Linked DNA regions of Homo sapiens: regions 2, 3 and 4 are each linked to region 1. Evidence: chromatin loops called from intact Hi-C (ENCODE). Cell type or tissue: PC-3. All regions are shown on one strand. Region 1 holds the start of LOC105369908 (a long non-coding RNA gene). Region 2 overlaps LOC643339 (a long non-coding RNA gene). Region 3 overlaps NUDT4 (nudix hydrolase 4). Region 4 overlaps LOC643339 (a long non-coding RNA gene).

What was found. Peaks named below come from ENCODE experiments on the same cell type or tissue, not always from the same donor. Only the 100,000 strongest peaks of a DNase experiment are listed, where the experiment ranks them.
Region 2: a loop joins it to region 1, with 8 times the contacts of the local background. A loop is called at or near these places in 7 of 110 quality-filtered maps.
Region 3: it touches region 1 in a loop (3-fold over the local background); 24 of 110 quality-filtered maps call a loop at or near these places.
Region 4: a loop joins it to region 1, with 3 times the contacts of the local background. A loop is called at or near these places in 7 of 110 quality-filtered maps.

The regions. Positions count from the first base shown.
Region 1 is chr12:93,087,572-93,092,571 of GRCh38, reverse strand. All of the region lies in intron 3 of LOC643339 (a long non-coding RNA gene), which reads left to right. It overlaps LOC105369908 (a long non-coding RNA gene), which reads right to left and starts at 2,092. Exons shown (of 4, transcript NR_188219.1): 1 at 1,944-2,092. In PC-3, no CTCF peak of the experiment used is centred here; DNase peaks (open chromatin) are centred at 1,721 and 2,221; H3K27ac peaks cover 3,052 bases.
Region 2 is chr12:93,162,456-93,167,455 of GRCh38, reverse strand. The region is part of intron 3 of LOC643339 (a long non-coding RNA gene); the gene reads left to right. Among named protein-coding and RNA genes, the nearest start is that of LINC02412, 9.4 kb to the left of the region's middle. In PC-3, no CTCF peak of the experiment used is centred here; no DNase peak of the experiment used is centred here; H3K27ac peaks cover 871 bases.
Region 3 is chr12:93,394,630-93,399,629 of GRCh38, reverse strand. It overlaps NUDT4 (nudix hydrolase 4), which reads right to left. Exons shown (of 5, transcript NM_019094.6): 2 at 4,911-5,000; 3 at 4,097-4,141; 4 at 775-859; 5 at 1-453. The coding sequence ends at 251. Among named protein-coding and RNA genes, the nearest start is that of NUDT4, 19 kb to the right of the region's middle. In PC-3, a CTCF peak has its summit at 2,681 (motif pointing right); a DNase peak (open chromatin) is centred at 2,689.
Region 4 is chr12:93,142,911-93,147,910 of GRCh38, reverse strand. All of the region lies in intron 3 of LOC643339 (a long non-coding RNA gene), which reads left to right. Among named protein-coding and RNA genes, the nearest start is that of LINC02412, 29 kb to the left of the region's middle. In PC-3, no CTCF peak of the experiment used is centred here; a DNase peak (open chromatin) is centred at 2,630; H3K4me3 peaks cover 670 bases; H3K27ac peaks cover 927 bases.

The sequences.
Region 1 (5,000 bases):
ACAGCTGGAGGCCTGTTTTATTTTTCAAGTGAAATTGGAGAGAGTGGGGTGGGAAACTTGTCCTCTGATGGCTTAGCGGAGGCAAGGGTGGAAGATGGGGATCCACTTCATTTGTTTTCCTGTCATTAGGCCCCTGAAAAAATATAGACTAAGGATATAATTGCATGGTTTGCTTCTACCTCGGAAAAAGCTGGATTAGTAATTGCATTAACTTGTTACTATGCTTTGCTCTCAGGGATAATATAATTTTAGCTATTGCTTCCTAATTATAGGGTTCTTATTGTTCTAAAAATCCCATTCAGCATGTGTTTCATTTTCACTTTTATGAAGGGCATTGTGAATAAGAGCCCACATCTTGGAAAGAGCTAAGCTGAGCTGAAGCTGTGACTTGCCCAAAGCCATTCCCCACTGTGACAAGCTGGGTGCTACTGTGAATTTTATCCTCCATTGATGAATAATGCTATTGGCAAAGACCATATGCTCTGTTGCTTGCTGGAGTCCAGAGGCACTGCACAACCGAGGGATAATCACATCAAGCTGATGATGGTTTTTATTGGGTGGTAGTAATGGCAGAAGTAATGACAGTCATTAAAATCATGCTTCGAATCGCTTTGGGCCTTCAGAGCACAGCTAACTCAATGTGTCAAGGACGGGTCACTCCCAGAAGCTGTCTGGAAGGATTGCCCAACGACCCTTGTTCTTTGAGAACTGCAGGGCTGGCAGGAGGCAGCAGTGAAGGCCTCAGGTCTTCACCATCTCTTGCATCTACACTGGTGCTTTTGGTGTTTCTACATGATCTTATTTAGGTGAGAATCAAAGTGGACTCATGCAAAACTGAGCTTATTCATAGAAAGGCAATAGAAAAATATCCTTGAGATGTTCCACTCCAATTCAACAAATACAAAATTTGTGATACCTGGGTATGTACTCAGTGCTAAAAGCTCTAAAGGATTTGGAGAATAAGATAGTTACTCTTCTGTGGGACCTACTCTCTGGGAAGGGAGGTATCTATTCACAAGCAACTATAGTGCAAGGCAACATGTGGTATTATATATGTGTTACAGGAGAACCTGATGGGTAAGGGGAGCATAAATTGGTTCAGACGAGGATGATTTGAAAAGATATACCTGGGGTACTACAGGGGAAAAATATACATAAGTTAAACTTCCTGCAAATTCCTCAAAGGTGACCTTGAACAAGTCATTTAATTCTTCCTCTGTCAGATTCACCATCTGCAAAAAAAGGAATATTGGCCTTAAAGATTTTTCACTGGGCAAAGAACCACTCAATCCATCTCACTGAAAGTTTGAGATTATAACAAAACCCTGAATTCTAGGTATAATTGAACAGTTAGAAATCAGAGGAACAGGAATTCCAGGTGGAGGGACCAGCACTAATAGGGGCCTAGTGGCAAGAAGGTGTTTTTCTGGCTGGAGCATAGGGTTTTGTTGATTTTGTGTGTGTGTGTGTGAGTGTGTGTGTGTGTGTGTGTGTACAGGTTATATGCACAGGCTCTTTCTTGATGAAGATAATCTCCCATTACCCTATTCCTCTACAACAGTCTCTTTAAAATATTAAGAAACCCAAGATAGAGGCAAGTTATTTATTGGTTATATCTAGAGATATTTATACAAAGAAAAGAAAGGGGATAAATAGATAATTTCTATATTTCTTAGATTTCTTGACTCATACAGAATCATGACTCAGATAATGACTCAGGGGCAAACTGAACATTTATAGCTGTTACCTTAACTAAGGGAAAACATTCTTCATAGCAGATAGTCTGAGTGACAAAAAAAAAAAAAAACACACAGATTTTTATAGTCTGGTTTCAACCCACAGAATTCTACCTGCAGAAGAACAAATACTTGGAAAAGATTATAGGAAAATAAAAAGATTTAGCAGAAATATTAAACTAAATGAGATTTTATTAATAGTTTTACCTTATATTTATTTAGTGCTTTATAGTTGACTTTTTCATTATTTAATTTTATGCTCACCACATTCCTGGGAGTGAAGCATTTTTGATACTATTCTGCCCCTTCTTCCAGATGTGGAAACTGGGGTTCCAAGAGGTTCTATGACTTGCTGTGAATTTTACACTCAACGAGTTCTAGAATTAGAATTTGAACTTTGAACTCTTGCTGTAAGACTCATTCTAGCACAGTGTGTTGTCTTGAGATCACGCAGGCAGCCTACTCTGCTTATTTTTCTTGAGGAAACAGGTTCAGAGAGGTGAAGTGACTCACCCAAGATCATATAGTTGATGGCTGTTCTAGACCTCAAAGCAAGATGTCCTAACTTCCTGTTCTGTGCTCTTTTCATAATGCAAGGCTATACAGGATATAAATTTGAAATAAAATGTGTTAATCCATTCACTGCTATAAAAAAATACCTAAGACTGGGTAATTTATAAAGAAAAGAGGTTTAATTGGCTCATGGCTCTGCAGGTTGTACATGAAGCATAGCAGCTTTTGCTTCTGGGGAGGCCTCAGGAATCTTCCAATCATGGTGGAAGGCAAAGGGGAAGTGAGGCATTTCACATGGCGGAAGCAGGAGCAGGAGTTGGGGGAGTGCCACACACTTTTAAACAATGAGATCTCACAGGACCTCACTCACTGTGGTGAGGACAGTACCAAGGGGGAAAGACTCCCCATGATCCAATCACCTCCCACGAGGCCCCACCTTCAACACTGGAGATTACATTTCCACATGAGATTTGGAGGAGGACAGCATCCAAACTATATCAAAAACCACGGTAGAATCCTCCCACGTAGTATTATTCCCATAGAGCAATGCCACTGTAAATTGTAAGTGGTAAAATTCCTACAGTTAACTTCAAGAAAAATAAACAAGAACTAACATACTATGCATTTGGTTCTTTAATCACTTTATAAGAACTAACACATTCAATCCTCCTAACTACCCTATGAGGTGACCATGATTATTATTTTTATTTTATCATTGAGGAAACTAAGTTACAGAGAGGTGAAGTAATCTAAGAAAACATAGCCAGAAAATGGTAGGCCTGTATACAAACCCAAGTAGCAAGGCCCTGAAACCTCTTAGTCACTCAGTTATCAAGCCAGAATATAAAAAATATTTGGGATTCAAAATAGGTACTGAAATAAAGCCACATTTTCTTAGGAAACTCTTTTAACAAATTGAACAAATTAATAACGCCAATAAGAGTGTAGGGTAAATGTTCAGATTAATTAAGCATATAAGTAACTAATGTCTGTTATACATCATCATTTTATCTAGTCACTAGCCAAGTTTTATACTGCTTAGTTCCCAAGACTATAGCAGGTCCGGAAATTATATACTGTTGCATTTTTAAAAACACAATCTATGCATTGTATAGACATTCAGATCAGCATTTTTCTTATTAGTTTGACCTACTACAGTTTCTTTTACTTCATACGCTTGCCTTTATTATCACATAGTAATGATATCTTGGGATTATGAAGAATTGGCTACACAATACTAGACACCCTTTAAAAAGAAAGAAATTCTGTCATTTGCAACATCATAGATAAGCCTGGAGGACATTATGTTTAGTGAAATAAACCAAGCACAGAAAGACAAATACTCCATGATTTCACTTACCTGTGGAATCTAAAAAAGTGGAACTTACAGAAGTAGAGAATAGAATGATGATTACTCAAGGATGGGGGTACGGGGTGGGACAGGGAAAGAGGAGATGTTGGTCAAAGGGTACAAAGTTTGAGTTAGACAGGAGGAATAAATGTTAGTGCGCAGCATGGTGACCATAGTTAATAATAACTTACTACATATTTCAAAATTGCTAAGAGTAGATTTTAAATATTCTCACTAGGAAAAAAAAGGTAAGTAGGTGAGGTGCTGGATATGTTAATTAGCTTGATTTAATCATCCCTTGGTGTATCAAAATGTTACATTGTACCCCATAAATATGTATAATTATTATTTGTCAGTAAAACAATTTTCTTCTACATCGTTTGGATTATTTTATTTGTTTTAATGACGCATCAAAACATTAAGAGTGCTGCACTTTTTGTCTCTCTTTTAGAGATGGGAAAGTTGAGTGAAGCAGGTTCAGACTCCCTGGAGTGAAGGGGGCAAAACCAGGGCAGTCCCTCCTGCAGTCTTTAGAATGCTGCTGCGAGGTTCAGTGGAGAAAGCTGGGGTGGGGGCATTGAATGAGCACTGCCCTTGGAGTCAAACAGGCATCTGACCATGTTGCTTTCTGTTCCTGAGGATAAGACTCAACCACCGTCTAGAGATTCTGAAGTCAAACACTCAAATATACAAACACTCAAGAAGTTCCTCTGGGCTTTGTATGTTCAGAGACTGAAGAGATGTAGCATTCTCTTATAAGAAAATTTTACTAATTCAATTGAGAATATGCAGAGGGAATGAATAAAGACTCCTAGTCTCCAGAAATTATTGCATTTCCATATGACACACCATTTCATGAAACCTCTCTGCATTTATAAAAGTTGTTTTCTTCCTGAAGATGTGCAGCTTATGCAGAGCTAATTACTCCCAAGTCCTTGGGGAATGCAAATATGCCGACAACTAGCATCATGGCAAAGAAAAAGAGCTCTCAATGTTTTTTTTCCTTTTGTCCCCTTTTTTTTTCTTTCAGTAAGTGCAAATTCTACTATAACCTTAGTAACTTAGTAGTTCCTAAACTCCAGGAAAGCCGCAAGCCATTTACTTTGCTTATTATTTATGAAAAGCAATAAAAATTTGAGAGATATAAAAATTTCCTATTACATCTGTTTGGTCTTTCAAAATAAATTAAAATGGATAATAATAATATCTTATTTAGTCCCTGCTGTGTGGCAGATACTATAGAACCATGATGTCATTTACTCCTGACAACAGCCACAGAAAGTAGATATCATTCTCTTGAGAACTGTGACAACTGCCATCAACATGACATTGCTATTTGGACTTAGAACTCAGACCACCTGTGTCAATATAACTTAAGTTACTTGTTCTGAAAACTTTTC
Region 2 (5,000 bases), 75 kb before region 1:
TAGCCCATACCATAAGTACATAATTAGAAAAGAAGTCCCTACTTTAAGATATTTTTGCTTCCATCTTTTGGAAAGTTATCAAAAATACCAATTTTGTTAGAAGAAGACATTTTGCTGCCACTTACAAGACTGTTGTCACAATAAATATATAGATCTGCAATGTGTTGATGAGGTGAAGCATGCCCCCTTAGATGTGACAAACTTGTGCAGTGCACAGCCTGCACAAAGGTCCATGACAGCTGTTCGGTACACGTACACATGCAAACACACATGTACGCTTCCACAGAAGAAAAAAAAGGCTGTTTTAGTTTAGTCTTTTGGTCTTTTAGAGGTAACCAGGCTGATCTGACTTCAGGAACAGCTCTTCTATGTGGCTCAGTCTAGAATGAGTATAGATCATATAAAAGGGTCTGAAACTGGTTGTATTTGTACATAGTTCAAAAATATCCTACTCTTACTTCCTCTTTGCTTCTCCTCTGGGGAATAAACACTCAATAAACATTTTACACAGGAAGTTCCGTGTACATAGGTGTGTTAAAGGATGAGGATAAAATAAATAGAATAGTTCACAAAACTGGGGAGATTAAACTTTTATTACAGAAAATTTCAAACATATACTGAAGTAGAACAAAAAGTATAATGAACCCCACTTTCCTCCATGAACCTAACATCCAGCTGTAAAAATCATCGACTGATGGCCATTCCTGCTTCGTCTGGATTTCCACTCGCTCTCCTCCATATTGAAGCAATTCCTAGACACATCATTTTAGCCAAAAATATTTCAGTACATTTCTCTTCAAGATATGAAATCTTTTCAAAATATAACCACAATACCATTATTACATCTAAACAGAAATAATAAAAAGTCTTTAATATCATCATATAGCCAGTGTTCAAAATTTTAACTGTCTCTCAAATGTCCCAAATTTTCTTTTTTCATTTGTCTGTTTTTACCTTGTGTTTTTTGAAATGGGAACCAACTAAGTTCAAACATCCCATTGGTTGTTACGTTTCTTAAGTCTCTTTTAATGTACAAGTTCTCCCTTCATCTTCCTTCATCTCTCTCTCTCTCTTTTTTCTTTTTTTCCAGAGTCTGCATTTTGCTGATGGCATCCAAGTAATGTTTAACGTGGTTCTCTGCTGCAGAATCCTTTCTGTATCTGTATATTCTTTTAAGGTGCTTGGGTGAATTTGATCCATAGCCAGGCTTGGAAAATACTGGAGAAGTTGTGTTTCTGCTTCTGGATTTCTTAATGTCTTTTATCTTTTTTTTTAATTTCATTTTTCTATTTCTTTCTTTTTTTTTTTTTTTTTGAGATGGAGTCTCGCTCTGTCACTCAGGCTGGAGTGCAGTGGTGTGATCTTGGCTCACTGCAAGCTCCGCCTCCCAGGTTCATGCCATTTTTCTATTTCTTAAATCCTCTATAGGAAATAAGGATTTCTTAATGTCTGGGTTGAAAAAACAAAACTCAGAGGAACCTGAGTACAATCATAAAAGTACATGTCCACCACCTGTTGACAGACGATGAATGTTGGCTTGAATATAGAGGGCATCTAGAATCCCTGGGGCAACTAAGGGGGCTGCAGGGGAACAACTTCTCAGCCAGGCTTGAGATGGGCAACAGAGCTGAATTAGCAGTGCTGGAAAAAAAAAGAGGACCTTCCAGCTGGGGGATTTGGTCTCACTTGAGGCCCTGTGGGAACTAGTAACCAGCAGGTGAATTGTTAATTAGCAGGCAAAGCCTGGCCTGGAATAAGCTGGTGCTTGACTTCAGTGGAGTTTAAATAGCTGGGAAAACGATTGTTCTAAGGATACTTGACTGGAGGCATTTCCAGCACATGCTTGTGGCAGAAGGAGTGATGTGTTCTGTCCTAGGCACCTCTGCTGCTTCTGTCATCGACCTAGGTGATATGCTTTGGCTGTGTCCCCACCCAAATCCCATGTGTCATGGAAGGGACTCGGTGGGAGGTAATTGATTCATGGGGGCAGGCCTTTCCTGTGCTATTCTCATGATAGTGAATAAGTCCCATGAGATCTGACAGTTTTATAAAGGAGAGATCCTCCACACATGCTCTTTTGCCTTCTGCCATGTAACACGTGACTTTGCTCCTCCTTTGCCTTCTGCCATGATTGTGAGGCCTCCCCAGCCATGTGGAACTGTGAGTCCATTAAACCTCTTTCCATATAAATTACCCAGTCTCAGGTATGTCTTTATTAGCAGCGTGAGAACAGACTAATACACTGGGCTTGCTTTCTTCTGTGCATCTTCTTTTTGTTTTGTTTTGTTTTTGGAGACAGAGTCTCACTCTGTAGCCCAGGCTGGAGTGCAGTGGTGTGATCTTGGCTCACTGCAACCTCTGCCTCCTGGGTTCAAGCAATTCTCTGCCTCAGCCTCCCAAGTAGCTAAGATTACAGGTGCCAGCCACCATGCCTGGCTAAATTTTTGTATTTTAGCAGAGATGGGGTTTCACCATGTTGGCCAGGCTGGTCTCAAACTCCTGACCTCAAGTGATCCACCTGCCTTGGCCTCCCAAAGTGTTGGGATTACAGGCATGAGCCACCACGCCAGGCCTCTTCTGTGCATCTCAAAGGCTTGAGAAAAATTTTTTTTTTTTTAAATAAATAACAGAGCATTACATTTCCTTGGTGAGGGGTTTTGGGGCTTTTTTCCCCATGTCCACATTGATCTGTCAACACCTGCCCCAGGTCCCTGCTGTTCTCCTTGCCCCATACCTGCTGCCAAAAGAGGTGCTTGCTGTCAGAAAGCCGGGGTCAAAGTGTCTCTACCACTGGCTAGCTGGGCAACCTTGGGTAGGTCCCTCAGTTCTCTGAGCCCTGTAATCTTTATGTAAAATAAAGATTGTATCACCTGCTCCACCTACCATAAGAGGCTGTTGTGAGAATCAGCCTCTTATGGTAGGTGGAGCAGGTGATCCAAAAGAGTTAATGTAGGTGAAAGTCCTGTCCTTCATTAAACCACAAAGCATCATCCAATTGCTCTTGTTGCCTGCTGCCTCCTCTCTACTTGTAGTCATTCATTCCTGGCTGAGAGTGCAGAAGTTGAACAAGGCCCCATTACTTTTTAGTTGTATCATTTGGGGCGAGTCATGCTGTGAATTTCTGTTTCCTCATACATAAAATGGGAATAACTTTACCTAGCATTTATTTACATCCTTCTTTATTTACACTGCACCTTGACCCAATGATGTTATCAGCACGAAAGCCGAGATAAACACACATAAAGCACCTAACCTAGACTTGGCACCCAGTCGGTACTCAGTAAAAGGGAATTCTTTCCTTCCCTGTTTGTGGAAATTGGACTATGGTATAACCCAGCTGAGATGCCTTCCTTTATAAAGAAAGAACTCCTCCTCTAATTGCTGAGGATAGTACTGTCTGCTACTCCTTCACCCTCAACTTTTTATCTCAGTGCTTTGCTCAAGGCCCAAACATGCTTAAAATTCTCTTTTGAAGTCTGTAGACTAGGGAGTTATATAATGGAGTCTTCTTTTATTACTTGGGGATAAAGATTCCTCAACAGCACGTGTGAAAAAGACTCAAATATTTGGTTGACTGCAAAATTAACATGAGTCAACAGTGTGATGAACAAGCAAGAAATGTATTTTAGGAAGTATGAAGGGAATGGTCCAGTGAGAGGATAGCCTTAGACTCATTCTCCTCATGTTGGTCAGACTACGCTTGGACTAAAGGACTCAGTTCCAGATGCTGATGCCTGGGGATGGATCATCAGAAAGGAGTGCTAGCAAAGAGCTTGGGATGCAGGGTGTTTGAGTAACTTTCAGAAAAACTGAGGCTCCTTAAACTGCAAAAGATGTATTTCAGGAGAGATATGTATTGTCTCTTGTTTCTTGAACGGACTGAACAAAACACCACCACTTTGGATTTACTTAAGAGTAATAATTTCTAAGGAGTATGTAGAAGTACACATTTGAGGTTATGTGACTCCCAGGGGAAGAATTAGGGACAGTAGGTAGAAGTTATGGAGAAGTAGTTTTAGTGGTATTTCTGTTTCTATTCCTCTTTACAACTCTGGGTTTTCGGAAGAATTAGCTATTAAAACTATTTAAAACTTGGCTTTCTTACAGCCAGTTTCAGCATGATGTTACATACAAAAGATATTCAAAGCAATATTGAAATTGTGAATTAGAAAGGGACATAACTACAAATATACCAGAAATTAAAACAGGTAACAAGAGACAATCAGGTATGACTTTATGTCAATTAATTCGGAAGACATACAAAATGGTTAACTTCCAGAAAACAATAATCAATATAAACTTAAGAAGAAATAGCCTAAATTATATGATCTTGAAAGATATGACATCAATGATTATAGCTACCTATATTATGAAATAACATACAAATAATTTTTTCTTAAGACAGAGTCTCGGCTCACTGCAATTTCTGCCTCCTGGGTTCAAGCAATTCTCCTGGTTCAGCCTCCCAAGTAGCTGGTATTACAGGCACCCACCACCATGCCTGGTTAATTTTTGTGAGACAGGGTTTTGCCATGTTGGCCAGGCTGGTCTCGAACTCCTGACCTCAAGTGACCCTCCAGCCTCAGTCTCCCAAAGTGCTGGGATTACAGGCATGAGCCACCACACCTGGCCACAAATAATTTTTTACAGGTGAGTTTTACCAGATTTTCAAGGAATGTATAATCCCAATCTTATATAAACTATTCCAGAGACTATAACAAGATTACAAAAAGAAGGAGTACTCCAAAGCTCATTTTATTAGACTGACGTATGCTTGATTGACTCCAAAATAAGACATGGACAGTAAAGAAAATTGTAGGCCAGGCATGGTGGCTCACACCTGTAATTCCAGCACTTTGGGAGGCTGAGGTGGGTGGATCATCTGAGGTCGGGAGTTTGAGACCAGCCTGACCAACATGGAGAAACCCCGTCTCTACTAAAAATACAAAATTAGCTGGGCGTGGTGGCACATGCCTGTAATCCCAGCTACTTGGGAGGCT
Region 3 (5,000 bases), 310 kb before region 1:
GGGGGTTGTGGGGTGTGGCACAGTTAAGGCATCTAAACAAAAATTCCACATGGCTTTGGCTTATTAAAATATTTTACACTATTTTTTTAAAAAAAGATTTGAAAGCATCTGAAAAACATGCAAATTGTTTGAAAACCTTGCATGGCAAATTCAGACAGTTTGCAAGCGTCAATCAGATGTTTGACGAGGAAACGAAAGAAGCCTCTCCCCATGAGACTGCACATGGTGGGAGAGGCCTACCCAGTTCTCTCTATCTTACACTAGATGGCAACCCAGAGGTCTGTGCAGCGGTTACAAACAAGGCATTATTATCCGGAAGGGAAGGGACTGTAGAATTTCCATTGGCTGGGGAACAACCCAGCTTTAGCTTTTCCAGATACTCTGCATGTACAGGTTTATGACACTGGAGAACTTTGATAGCATCTTCTACTTTGAACCACTCTCTCTTCCTTCCTAGAGAAAAGAATGACATTGGTTACAAGACAGTCCATTTTAAAAAGTAAGCCATATAAGTAATGTCCACTTACTCCCCGATAAATGACTTAGACAACAATATGTTGGGGAATAATTAAGATGAATATGCATCTCTACATTTGAATTATCTTCCCTGCTCTAAATGAAAAGTGACCAAAAAAAAAAAAATCTAGGATGGAAACTGGACACAGGAATATAAGCAAAGAGTATTCAGATAACAAAAGGGAACTTACCTATATTAACAGAATCTTCCCAATCTTCTGTTAGAACAGAGTATTCAGATAACAAAAGGGAACTTACCAATATTAACAGAATCTTCCCAATCTTCTAATATTTCAGTGACTGTTAGAACATAAACATATGTTCTGTGCTTTCGGTCTTGGTTCTGCTTGAATATAAAAAGAAATGCATTTTAATCTACAGGAGCTAGCCATGGACACATTTTCCAAGGGAAAAAAATTAGTCTGGCATACTGCTGATTAGCATAGCGTATTTCCCAGCACAGGCAAGTATATTCAGTTGTACAGTCCAACACAAAAGTGACTTTATATAAGACAAAACATTTAAAAGTTAAACAGAAGACTAGAACTAGAGCTTCATCATTACTGGTGGTGAAATTGGCTCTCAATACTACTTTTTTTGTAGAAGTCTGGAGATGTTGCCCAGGCTGGTCCACTCCTGCCCTCAAGGGAACCTCCTGCTTTGGCCTTCCCAAAAACTGAGCTTACAGGTATGAGGACCCAGCCTCCAGTACTAAACTTTAAACACTTATTTCTATATATCTGATGTTCTTTTCTTTTTTTTTTTTTTTTTTTTTGAGACAGGGAGTCTCGCTTTGTTGCCCAGGAGTACAGTGGCGTGATCTCAGCTCCCCCACAATCTCTGCCTCCCAGGTTCAAGTGATTCTCCTGCCTCAGCCTCCCGAGTAGCTGGAATTACAGGTGCACGCCACCACGCCTGGCTAATTTTTGTATTTTTAGTACAGACGGGGTTTCACCATGTTGGTCAGGATGGTCTTAAACCCTGACCTCATGATCCACCCACCTCGGCCTCCCAAAGTGCTGGGATTACAGGTGTGAGCCACCTTACCTGGCCTATCTGATGTTATTTTCATAAAGAAAATCTTAAGAGTTGAATGCAATCTTATTAAAATAATAGACCTGCATTCCCATAGTTTTTATCCTATCCCCTCTTCCCTGGGGCTAATCCTGACAACCTTTCAATGACATGGAAAACTGCTTCCTTTAGGACCTTTGTAAGAGCAAACAGCACCAGTTCCTTTAAGCACTCCTCCTGCAGGCCTATCAAGGTGCACATAAAGAATAGCCCATGGCCTGGAGCAGAAGCTCACGTCTGTAATCCCAGTACTTTGGGAGGCCAAGGCGGGCAGATCACTTGAGGTCAGGAGTTCGAGCCCAGCCTGTCCAACATGGTGAAACCCCGTCTCTACTAAAAATACGAAAATATTAGCCGGGCGTGGTTGTATGCCTGTAATTCAGCTACTTGGGAGGCTGAAGTGAAGGATCGCTTGAGCCCAGGAGGCGGACGTGGCGATGAGCCCAGATCATGCCACTGCACTAAAGCCTGGATGACAGAATGATACCCCATCTAAAAAAAAAAAACATAAATTAAATAAAACAGGCAACTGAGCTTGTTTCTGGGTTAAAAATTAAACAAGTTGGCCTTCCTTCATCCTGATTAAAGTTAGCCTTCTTTGCCATAGTCCACGACTTTAGATAATTGTCCTGATTTTGGCCACAAACAACCTGAAAAATCTACTCAAAACAGTGGGTTTTTACAGCTGGGAAGGATTATCTTTTTATATCTGAGAAGGAATAAAAACAACAATAAATTAGAGGCAACTGTCAATTAACACATCATTCATTATTTTTAAGAATCAGTTGTTTTATTTCTATGTCTCACAAATCAGTACATTTATTATGCTATATTCACAAATTCACAAAAATCACTGGGATGAATGGGCAGGGCAATCCAATTTTCCCTTATATTTTCTAAGGGGAAAGGTATTTTTTGATTGACGTGTGCTGTTAAACAGTATTTGTAAAGCACTTAATACTGTTACCTTCCCATATTATTTAAGCTTTATTTATAATGTGAGACATTTTCTTCAAACACCTTGTCAGCATATTGACAAATGTGTTATTTGTAAAAACCTCAGTATGTTTTTCAGTTTAACCAGGAGATGGTGCTATTTAACTGGGTGAAGCAACTGCTGAATTCTGGAAAAGACTGAATTCTACTTGAACGACTTTTCTCTTTGTTTTTTGAGATGGAGTGCCGCTCTGCAACCTCCACCTCCCGGGTTCAAGCCATTCTGCCTCAGCCTCCCAAGTAGCTGGGACTACAGGCGTGCGTCACCATGCCCGGCTAATTTTTGTATTTTTAGTAGAGACAGGGTTTCACCATATTGGCCAAGCTGGTCTTGAATTCCTGACCTAGTGATCCTCCTGCCTTGGCCAACCCAAAGTTCTGGGATTACAGGCATGAGCCACCACGCCCGGCCAACTTTACTCTTAATTACTGTATTCCGGTAAAAGTCATCATCAATTCTACCAAGTGCTACAAAATCGGGATTTTTTCTGAATTCCTAAGGCTTAAAAATAAAATTTATATGGTTCTACTATAAAGGCTGTACTAACCTATAAACAGCACCCTGAAAAAAGGAAAGTGACCATGTTTCTGGTATACTGTGTATCTAGGTCTGAATCTTGGATGAAGATACATCTGGACCTCCTTTCTCCCTGGCTTCCAGAGACTGCCTATCACATTCAAATTCCCTCCCTGAAAATTCTATTCTGCCTTCAGTAATAAGAGAATATATGAAAGAGAATTCTATTCTTTTAGCATCTGTTCTATGTACCTGAGATTTATATCTTCGTACAATCCTTTAAGTCACTAGGTGTATCATATAATATTTGCTAAGGGCAATGGGGACATTTCCAGATAAAACACATGAGACCTAAGCTCTTAGGTCATACTAAAAATATTGTACCTCCTAAAAGATCTATACCCTAAACAGTCTACAGTGGATTAAGATAAACATTTCAGTATCAGCTCCACTGTATTTTCAAACAGAAGTAATCACTACCATAATAATGCTATATAAAAGTGATGGCAGCCGGGCACAGTGGCTCACGCCTGTAATCCCAGCACTTTGGGAGGCCGAGGTGGGCGGATCACTAGGTCAAGAGATGGAGACCATCCTGGCCAACATGGTGAAACCCCATCTCTATTAAAAATACAAAACTTAGCTGGGCGTGGTGGCGCGTGCCTGTAGTCCCAACTACTTGGGAGGACGAGGCAGGAGAATTGCTTGAATCTGGGAGGCAGAGGTTGTAGTAAGCCAAGATTGCACCACTGAACTCCAGCCTGGCGACAGAGCGAGACTCTGTCTTAAAAAAAATTAATTAAAAATAAATAAATAAAAGTGGTGGCATATGAAAAAGTGGCTTTTACTTCCCTCCCTACCTAATCCTGGACTGACTGCCTACTGCTAGTCTGAGAGAAATGTCTGGTTCAGGCTGCTGCCACATTATTTGGTTGGTTAGGAAGAAATCATTAATTCTATTATCAGCAAAGTGAAGATTACTTTTTAACTCACCTCAAATATGCCCAGAAGTCTGCCTAGTTTTCCTTTGACTCCAGCCTATTAAAAAAAGATGAAATATAAAATGTTTACCTTTTTATAACAAAATGTATATAAATACAAGTTACACTCTGGCTATTTACTTAAATCTAATTAAATACAATACCCCTCCCCATACCAACTCACTATCTTCCTGCTTCTGTGAAGTTTTTATTGTCATTTACTTCATCAGCGGCAAGGACTGATCAAAAATTAGTATTTCTGGCTGGGCGCTGTGGCTCATGTCTGTAATCCCAGCACTTTGGGAGGCCGAGGCAGAAGGATCACTTGAGGTCAGGAGTTCGAGACCAGCCTGGCCAACATGGTGAAACCCTGTCCCTACTAAAAATACAAAAATTAAGGCCAGGTGTAGTGGCTCACGCCTGTAATCCCAGCACTTTGGGAGGCTGAGGCTGGCGGATCACCTGAGGTCAGGGGTTTGAGACCAGTCTGGCCAACATGGTGAAACCCTGTCTCTACTAAAAATACAAAAATTAGCCAGACGCGGTGGCACGTGCCTGTAATCCCAGCTACTCGGGAGGCTGAAGCTGGAGAATCACTTGAACCTGGGAGGCGGAGGTGGCAGTGAGCCAAGATCGCTCCACTGTACTCCAGGCCTGGCAACAGAGCGAGACTCCATCTCAAAAAATAAAAAAAAAAATTAAAATTAAAAATAAAGTTGCATCAGGCAAAAAGCACTCCTGGACCCGTCTCGCTGTCTTAGTGTTATGTAGCAAAGGGCCTTGTTTTTAAAACTCCGAAACAGAATTTGTGTGAAAGAACATCTCACCTCCTCATAAACTTCCCTCACGGCAGCACCGCCAGGTTCCTCCTCGGGTTCCATTCCTCCTCCTGGGACAATCCACTGGTCTGGGTACCG
Region 4 (5,000 bases), 55 kb before region 1:
AAAAGATGTAGATGAATATTTATTGGCATAGAAAGATAATTGTGGTAATTAAATGAAATATTAACTTCAAAAGGGCAAATGTACAACATAATTCCACCATTATTAAATATATGCATTTGAATCAAACTATCTGGAGGAATGTTCAGTGGATATCTCTGGGTGGCAGGATTACAAACATTTAAATCTTCCTTCCTTACACTTACCTGTATTTTCTAATTTTTTTGTAGTGGATACATATTGTTTTTGGCAAAAGAAAAAAACTGATTTAGGTTGTATAAAATCCTATTCCAAAAGCTATTTGTAGGAATGAAGAAAAACATTTTGAAAATAAGTAAGTGCCAACTCTAAAAAATTAATTAAGCAGGGAAAAAATTTTAAATAGCAAAAATGGTGGGAAGGAATACAAATAGAAATAAACATAAATAGCAAAAATGAATTTCATTCTTTTTTAAAAGGATAGAGTCATTTAATGACAAATGTTTGAAATAAACCAAGTATCAATCGCCAACCTGTTTCTTCTTAGCTGAATTCTACCTGAAAGTGCTTCTAAAAGGGACTCAGAGCCTGGGAAGTAAACAGGATACTTTGAAATGTCCAAATTAAATAATCATAAGTTGCAACCTAATCTGATTTTTTTCTTTTTTGAGTTGCAAAAATATCTCTTTAAAATAAATCAAGTTCTTAGACAGAGGGCAAATATATTTATCTTTCCAACCATAATAAAAGCTGTCAGTTGTCAAATGCCTTTTATGCACCCATGTGTCAGATACTTACAAGTCTTTCCTCAAATTCATTAAATTTAATGGTTGGTTTATTTAATCCTCACTGTTTTAGGAGATAGGTATTATTGTGTTCATGTTATAGTTGCTGAAAACCAAAACTCATACAAATTAAGTTTCTTTTCTAACTCTTAAGTAGTAGAACCACATGGCCTTTTTTAAAAATCAGGTAACAAATATTTATTAAATCTACTTTGTATTAGCATTGTGTGTCGTGTGCTAAGAATAATACCAATGAAAAATATACTGTGGTCCCACCGCTTAAAGAAGCTTATATTCTAGTTGAATGACATGAAGCAAAACATTGCAAAAGTGATGAATCTCACAAAATAGGAAACCCAGGATGTGAAGGGGCAGGTAATCTGGTTTGTGACATCTGTCCTGTGGTCAAGACATTTAAACTGAATTCTGAAGCATGAGTAGGAATTAACTAGGCAAAGAGTGGTCGTGGAAGATGATTTCTGGTAGAGGGAAGGGAATGTGCTGAGGCACTGAGATGACATTTTGCTATAGCAGTGTGCTACAACCAACTATCCACAACTCTAGTTTGAAACAATAAGCATTTATTCCTTCCACATGGGTCTGTGAGCCAGCTGCAACTGGTGGGGCTTGGCTGGACTCCAGGGTTCAGGTCTCCCTTGTGTGTTACTCATTCTGTGTTGACCAATAGCTTCCAGGAACATGTTTCTTACATAGCACATGACAGGAGCACAAGAGCCCAAATGGAATCACACAAGCACATTTAAGGCCTCTTAACATGTTCAGGAACACTTCATTGGCTAAAGGAGGCCACATGGCCCAGCCCAAAATCAGTGGGATGGGGAAAATATTTTACCCATAGCGGATGGTATTTTGGAAGAATGTAGATGAATGTGGATACATTATCTAATATAGGAAAGATGTGAAAAATTGTGAACAATGATTCAGTCAACCACATCTAGGTTTTTCAAGGAATCCATTGCCAATATGGCTAAAGAATAGTGAGCCAGGGAGTGACAGTACTAGTTGATTTTATAATTGTCTGTCCTGGAGAATTTCTTCTTCTTCTTCTTTTTTTTTTTTTTTTTGAGACTGAGTCTCACTCTGTCACCCAGGCTGGAGTGCAGTGGTACCATCTTGGCTCACTGCAACCTCTGCCTCCCAGGTTCAAGCGATTCTCCTGCCTCAGCCTCCCGAGTAGTTGGGATTACAGGCGTGCACCACCACACCCGGCTAATTTTTGTATTTTTAATAGAGATGGGGTTTCACCATGTTGGTCAGGCTGGTCTTGAACTTCTGACCTCGTGATCCACACGCCTCGGCCTCCCAAAGTGCTGAGATTACAGGCGTGAGCCACTGCACCCAGCCGGGAACTTCTTATTATAGAGAATATTTTATATATGTATAATTTATATATATAATATATATTTTATATATATATAAAATAAGCATTATACATATATAAGAAGCACAAAAATATGCTTACTTCAAAAATATATATATGTGCTTACTCAAAAAATATATATATATGCTAACTGCAAAAGCTAATAACTTATCGAACTTCTACTTGAACTTTATTCCCAAAGAGATGAACACACTGAAATAACATGATTAACCCACAAAGCTGATATAGTGTCCATTGACTTAAATGTTCCTCCTTAGTTATGTGCCAAGCATTGGGTCTCTGTGTAACAGTAGCACATTTAGAAACTTTGCCTCAGAGGCAATTAAACCAGCTAAACCAGATTTGAACCCCTGAGCAAACAGCATTAAATTTGGTTGCTGCTCATTCTCCTGGAATGAAGGTCAGCTATTTCATACGCAGTGAATAAGCCAAACCAATCATAAAACGTGAGGAAACATCTCATTTGGCTATTTTACCTCGTGAAATGTGATCTTCTATTTGGTCAGATCATTTTTGATAGTGTTAAAAGAATAGTTCAGTTTATTTTTACCCATTGCTCTACGGATACATTCATTTGCTTTGTAAGTCCTTAGGGCTAATGCCTGAATGAACAGGTGCGGGGACAGGAGTTGGCCAGATATAAACTTGCACAGTTCATGTGCTTAACAAGCACTGATTTTTTTTAACAAAAAGAAAATTCACTTAATACAGACAGCCAGTGCATTATTAGCTATCGTGGTATATTCTGCCACAGAAAACTATATTAGTTTCAATTGAGGTGATTTTTTTTTCTCTTACAGATAAAAGATTAAATAGAAATCACTGCCTCCATGATGCCTCTGTTCTGGAGCCTTTTTTTTTCTTCATCTATTAAAACCTCAATTTTATAATCTTCAGGATTTAAAATAGAATCTATTCGTTTTTCTGACAATACTTATTTCCCATAAAAATGAGATTTTTTTGTTAGCTAGCTCACAGTAAATTTTATTGCATGTGCCATTTCAAAGGAAATCAGAGGTTCTAATAAGTACAATGGATTTGGAACAGTTCCTTGCCCCTCATTTTTTCAGTTATGTAAGCCTCCTGCTTAGTTACATTATTGTATTTTATTACTCAGCTCACAAAGCTGCATTTAAGAAAGATTACAATTTTCTGGTTTCCTCTTCTGAGATACTTTGATTCATCTTCTTTGAATACAGCTTTATTTGTGTTTTCCTGCTGTTTAAGCCTGGGACCCTTTCACAAGTCAGCATACTTTGTATATTCCAAGTAACAGCACCATTAAGAGAGGACGATCCGTTACACATTCCCTAAGAGAAGATGCAAGAAATGGAAGGAAAAATACCTTGACTGTTAGAGACAGATGCACTCCCTAATTGCTTCCTGATGGTTACTTTTAAAGGAGCTATGGGAATCCACAGATGTGTGTCTGTTGAGGTGTCTGTCATTCAGTGAGTTTAAGAGGCATTGATTTCCATGAGTGAATCATGGGGCTTGATTACAGAGAACTGGTAGACCAAGCTCAGGTTTAATTCATGAGTTCTGTTCACAGGTCTGTCACTTCCCCTTGGGCTATTTTTGCACACCCAAGAAATGGATTTACTTAGTTTTTTCTTCTTATAAAAATGAGGTAACAATATTATCTTTACAGCAGCTTTTAAATGTTTAAATATGCCCAACCAAATAACATTTTTAGTTGTATTGCAATGTTAGTAAAATTAATGTGATGAATATTTCTTACCCAATTTCCCTCCCTCCCACAAAACTGACCTGTTTACCTAAACTGACCAAATTAACTGACTGTTTTGCCATGGTATAGACCCAAATTCTTAGTAGAATTACAACCCTAATTGATATGGTCATCTGGCTCTTACACCTTGAAAATGTTTAGACGTTTAATATCAGCTGATACAGTTTTCTTTAAAAATGATAGGATGATATCAGATCATCTTTTTCAGGATGGAATGAGATTTAAATGAAAATTCAGTGTTACTGAATTGAATCACGTAGTTTTATATATTTTGTTTATATATAAATCAGCTTGTTATAGTGAGAGAACTTGAAGCTTTAAAGACCTGAATATGAATTTTGATCCTTTCTAGTTTTTGATCCTCCAAAACCCAACCATATTGAATGTTAATTATAAAATGAGCCAATACCTGTTCTCCCTACTAATATGTGTTTATGAAACACAAATGGTGTAATGGGTATGGAAGTTATTTGAAAGTTGTAAAGGGTCACACAATGGGATTTAAAAGAAAATTTAGACACAACCTGCTTTCATTGTTACTGTTTAGCAACAGTTAACTGTTAATTGTTTTGTATATTGCCATTTCTGTGCTGCTGTTACACAGAGGCACAATGCTTGGCACATAACTAAGGAGGAACATTTAAGTCAATGGACACTTTATCAGCTTTGTGGGTTAATCATGTTATTTCAATATGTTCATCTCTTTGGGAATAAAGTTCAAGTAGAAGTTCGATAAGTTATTAGCTTTTGGAGTTAGCATATATATATATTTTTTTGAGTAAGCACATTTATATATTTTTTGAAGTAAGCGTATTTTTGTGCTTCTTATATATATATATAACGCTTACCCAGTTTCTGGGCAAGACAGGAAGATAAGAAAAAAGGAAAAGGAGAGAAAAAAGAAATAAAAGGTTGTATCAGCATATTTAATCAATAGACTAAATAGAATAAGAGACTTCAGCAGAGATGATGAATACCTGATCACTTTTAAACAATTGTTATTGTTTTTCTGTTTGTTTGTTTTGCTTTTTTTTTTTTTTTGAGACAGAGTTGCCTAGGCTGGAATGAAGTGGTGAGATCACAGCAC